Regions from separate parts of the Homo sapiens genome. Here region 2 is linked to region 1. Evidence: chromatin loops called from intact Hi-C (ENCODE). Cell type or tissue: ascending aorta. All regions are shown on one strand.

What was found. Hi-C counts contacts between places; a loop is a spot of excess contacts. Peaks named below come from ENCODE experiments on the same cell type or tissue, not always from the same donor. Only the 100,000 strongest peaks of a DNase experiment are listed, where the experiment ranks them.
Region 2: a loop joins it to region 1, with 2.3 times the contacts of the local background. A loop is called at or near these places in 3 of 110 quality-filtered maps.

The regions. Positions count from the first base shown.
Region 1 is chr17:32,482,678-32,485,177 of GRCh38, forward strand. PSMD11 (proteasome 26S subunit, non-ATPase 11) reads left to right here. Exons shown (of 14, transcript NM_002815.4): 14 at 1-642. Among named protein-coding and RNA genes, the nearest start is that of CDK5R1, 3.1 kb to the right of the region's middle. In ascending aorta, a CTCF peak has its summit at 982 (motif pointing right); a DNase peak (open chromatin) is centred at 1,124; H3K27ac peaks cover 1,442 bases.
Region 2 is chr17:32,997,540-33,000,039 of GRCh38, forward strand. It overlaps SPACA3 (sperm acrosome associated 3), which reads left to right. Exons shown (of 5, transcript NM_173847.5): 5 at 173-338. The coding sequence ends at 239. Among named protein-coding and RNA genes, the nearest start is that of SPACA3, 6.9 kb to the left of the region's middle. In ascending aorta, a CTCF peak has its summit at 980 (motif pointing left); a DNase peak (open chromatin) is centred at 962.

The DNA.
Region 1 (2,500 bases):
TGCTGCTTCCTTGGCAGGTGATTGTGATGTGAAGCTTAGTAAGTCATAGACGTGCAGGTGTCTGGAGAGTCCTGACATGCAGTTGTGGTTTCGTTTCCTTTTGGAATCTTCAAAGGCAGCGATTTTCATATTGCCTCACACCCTGGCGGGGGCGGGGGGCTCTGGGACCACTGGGGGACCTGCTAAATCCTCTTCAGTCTGAGCAGTTCAGCCATTGTCAGTTTTAGTATTGTGTCTCTGTATTTCACTTGCAGAAAGAGCTTTGCTTCTATAAAGGACTTTAAAAAGTACTCCAAAGAGATCTAGTTTTGGAGTAGAGGGGAGATGTTTTCTCAAACTTAGGGCAGTCCTGAGATGCTCAGGCAGTAGCCCTTTTCTCAGTTCCCTTTGCGGGTCTTGGTCAGATGATGCCCTCTAGACCCGTGCTGTCCAATATGTAGCCGCTAGCCATGTGCAGCTGTCAGGCCCTTGCAACGTGGCTGGTTCGAGCTGTGATACACTGCAAGTGTAAACACAAACCAGACTTCGAAGGCTTAGTATGATAACAAAAGAAAAGGAGTGTAAAATATGTCAATAACTTTTTTATATATGTGTTGAAATATTTTGGGTATTGGGTTAAATAAAATATATTATTAAAATTCACCTGTTTCCCTTTTACTTGTGTAATGTGGCTGCTAGAAAATATAAAGTTACCTATGTGGCTTCTATCTGGACAGCGCAGCTCTAGACCTCCAGGACCAGCAGTTGTGTCACTGCCTCCTCTCCCAGGCCTCTCATGACCTGAGTCCAGGCACAGCTGGGAAGGTCAGCTGGCCGGTGGGCTGGCCTGGGCCCGGCTCCCTCACCTCCCTTCTGGGCTCCAGCCTTCATGGTGCCAGGACTTTCTTGTGTGTTAATGAGACTCTACTGGAGTTGGGAGCAGAGGCTCTGGTCCCCTGCTGTGTGCTAGTTATGTAATCTGTGCTGCTCAGAAGGGCCACTAGATGCTGCTCTGTGATCCCTGAAAGAACAAAGCCGACTTCCTCAGGAGTAAGGGCTCAGGCCTGCTCTATTTGGAACCCTTCTTGGAAGCTGTAGCTGGCCCCCGCCTTGACCTCCCTCCCTCGGGATGCTATGGGAAGTGGGGCATGCAGGAAGAGTGGACTCTCCGGCAGTCCACGGGCAGCCCAGCCCAGCAGGGAAGCTAACAAGCAGGCTGGCCCTTCAGGCAGCTAGAGATAGGCAATAGGCTAAGTAGGCTGATTGATGGGGGTGGGATTTGGAAATCTTCCCTGCAGTTCTATGATGAAGGCAGCTAGGAAGAAAACAGCTCTGCCTCATTCAACTGGGTCTGCCTTCTGGGTCCTTGGTTCTGCCATTTCTGGCAGTTGACTGTCCTTTCTTCCTTGCTTCCAGTTGGAGCAGTGATAGGAACTGGGGGTGGGGAGGTGGTGGTGGGTTGAATGAAAAGAGGAGCTCTGTGGTGTCTGAAAACCAGCATAACAGGCATGGCCTGGGTGATAGGAGCTCCTGGAGACCCCTCCCTTAGTCGCAGCAGCAAGTGGGCTGCCAGTGCCATCCCATTCCTGCTGTGCTGCAACTGTGACTTTGCCTTGGGCAAGTGTGAGGAGGCTGGTGTTCTGCCGAGAGCTCTGTTTGAAGGTGCTAGGGAAAGGCTGGCTGGACAAAGGTGAGAAGACACAGGGTATGGCCTGGCTTGAAAAGGCCCATGCAGAGGCATGCTGCTGCAGAGTGGGAAGCAGGGTAGTGGGGTGAGCTTGGTCCGCCTCCCCGTGAATTGGAATAGCTAGAATTGAGATTGAGAGTTAAAGGTAACAGAGTGGGCCCAGGTTTTTCTAGGGGGTGGATTTTTCTTTTTTTAGCCGAAGTGTCACTCTGTCACCCAGGCTGGAATGCAGTGGCACAATCTCAGCTCACTGCAACCTCTGCCTCCCGGGTTCAAGCTATTCTCCTGCCTCAGCCTCCCGAGTAGCTGGGATTATAGGCACCCGCCACCACGCCCAGCTAATTTTTTTAGTAGAGACGGGTTTCACCATGTTGGCCAGGCTGGTCTCAAACTCCTGACCTCAGGTGATCCGCCCGCCTTGGCCTCTGAAACTGCTGGACACAGTGTGGCCATCACGCCTGGCCGGGGTGGATTATAGGCTTCAAAATTTGGACATATTTTGGGAAGTGGAAAACATTTAACCTTGGCTCAACACTAGAATCTGAAGGGGGGCACAGAGCCAACTCAGGAGCTAGAGGCTCCAAGTAAGGGCTGAGGAAAAGAGGCTGGGGTTCGGCTTTCCTTTGAGAAGGAAAAGGGACACTTGGTCAGGGTCTCGAAGCAAATCGTTTCTTCTGGCTTTTTTTTTTTTTTTTTTTTTTTTTTTGAGATGGAGTTTCGCTCTTGTTGCCCAGGCTGGAGTGCAATGGTGCAATCTCGGCCCACTGCAACCTCTGTCTCCCAGGTTCAAGCGATTCTCCTGCCTCAGCCTCCTGAGTAGCTGAGATTACAGGT
Region 2 (2,500 bases), 510 kb after region 1:
GGAGCCCCGCAGCGGTGGTATGGTTAGGACTGGTGGGCAGCAGCAGGGAACAAACCCCTTTCCTTCCTCACTTCTGGTTTAGAGACCACACTCTCCTTCTTGTTCTTCTCTGGGCGGTGACTGGCAACTGCAGCTGATATTATCTCTCCTCTTCCCTGTTCTCCATCCTCAGGGAGGCCTGGAGGCATCACTGCCAGGGAAAAGACCTCACTGAATGGGTGGATGGCTGTGACTTCTAGGATGGACGGAACCATGCACAGCAGGCTGGGAAATGTGGTTTGGTTCCTGACCTAGGCTTGGGAAGACAAGCCAGCGAATAAAGGATGGTTGAACGTGAATATGGCTCTCAGCTCTCAGTGTGTCTGCAGGTGCCATGTCAGAGCCAGAGCACCTCCGTTTTCCCTCACCTCACCTGTCCGCTTGGGCTGGGTTTCCAGTGGACTCCAGAAAGCCCAGCACCAGAGGCTTACCTCCATTTCTGGTGGCCTGTGGGCAGGTGTTTGGGGGGGGCACCAGTGCATTTTTTGTCTACCACACCTGGCAAAATTTGGGTCTAGGGTGGCCAGATTTAACAAAACAAATACATAAGAAACAACAAAAACAGGATGCCCCAGTTTAATTTGAACTTTGGATATACAACAGATAATTTTAAGCATGTCCAAAATATTGCATAGGAACATATTTATATTAAAACTATTTGACGTTTATCTAAAATTTAAACTTAACTGGGTGTCCTATGTTTTACCTGGCAACCCTAGCTGGATCTAGGGCTGTGCACCTCTGGCTTGATTGGGAAGGTTCTTGGGACACTTTTTTTCTGCAGCTTTGGTTGCAGATGGTGGTCACTGTGCTTTGGCCCTCCAGCTGTGACTACTAACACACACCCCTGCCAAGCCGGGGGTGCTGCTTGGTCGCGGGAGAAGAATGACCACCCGGAGCTTCTGCTTTCACCTTGCTCTCTGGTGCCCTCTCGTGGCGGAAGATTCAAGTGCCGCTGATAGAGACGGTGCGCTCACTTTGCCCACTACTGCTAGGAGTTTGGAGGATGGGACGGGAGTGACCGTGGCTTTCAATCCGCACAGCCAGTGCAGCCTTCTGCCTTAGTCAGCACACGAGAAGCCCAGAAAAAGATAGCGCGGTCCCCTGCTAATCTGGGACGACTGCCTCTAAAGGAGGAAGGTGGGTGGGTCTCAGGATCGCAGTGGATGTGGTGGCAGCAGCAGCAGTTGCAGAGATAGGATGATGTGTGAGAAGCCTGAGCCCTGAGTTCAGACTGTAGATTCTTCTGAAAAGGTTCCAAAGAAACCTGTAAGCACTGAACTGTTGGTTGAGGCATGGCTGGTGACTCTTAGGGAGAGGAGGGGACGACACTGTCGCCCCCCACCATCCTCCTCCACCTAATTCAGCCACCCTGAATGCCTCCGGGTCAGCATACACCAGAGGGGCGTGGAATGTCCACAATTAGCGAGTCAGGCCAGTTTCCTTCCCCTGCTGGTCTGGTCAAGATGATGATGAAACTTGAGAGCGACTCATGCAAGGGGACAGAGTGGTGAAGAACCCTGCTGGCAGTAGGGGCATCAATGACTAATGGAGCTATTAAATCATAAGTAGGGAGAAGCTGCTGTCTTTTTAACATCAAGGCAAACACGGTGTGCCTACCATGTGCCATGCATTATCTAATCTAGACCCTAGAACAATAGCTATGATGCAGCTACCATTATGACCACCATTCCACAGACAAGGGGAAACAGAGGCTCAGATGAGATAAATTTGCACCCAGCTCAGTGTGACTCCACATGTACGCTTACTCACTGTACTTTGCCAAGGGGTTGTTGTTATGGTCATCTGGCCTGGGACCCATGACCCATCCATCTTTCTTTTTTTTAAATTTATTTTTTGTAAGACAAATTAAAAATTTTATTTATTTTTATTTGTACAACTAATGGGGTACCTGTGTGATTCTGTTACACATATAGATTGTATAGTGGTCAAGACAGGGCTTTTAAAGTATCCCTCATCTGAGTAATGTACACTGTCCCCATTAAGTAATTTTTCATTGTCCACCCCCCTCATACCCTGCATTGTTCTGAATCTCCATTGTCTATTATTCCAGTCCTTTTTTTTTGAGATGGAGTCTCACTCTGTCACCCAAGCTGGAGTGCAGTGGTGCGATTTCAGCTCACTGCAACTTCTGCCTCCGAGGCTCAAGAGATTCTCGTGCCTCAGCTTCCTGAGTATAGGTGCCCACCACCGCACCTGGCTAATTTTTGTATTTTTAGTAGAGATGGGGTTTCACCATGTTGACCAGGCGGGTCTTGAACTCCTGACCTTGTGTAATTTGCCCACCTTGGCCTCCCAAAGTGCTGAGATTACAGGCATGAGCTACTGTGCCCGGCCCCTATTATTCCAATCTTTATGTCCATGTGTACACATTTTTTCACACCCACTTAGGAGTGAGAACATGTGACATTTGACTTTCTGTCCCTGGCATTTTTGACTT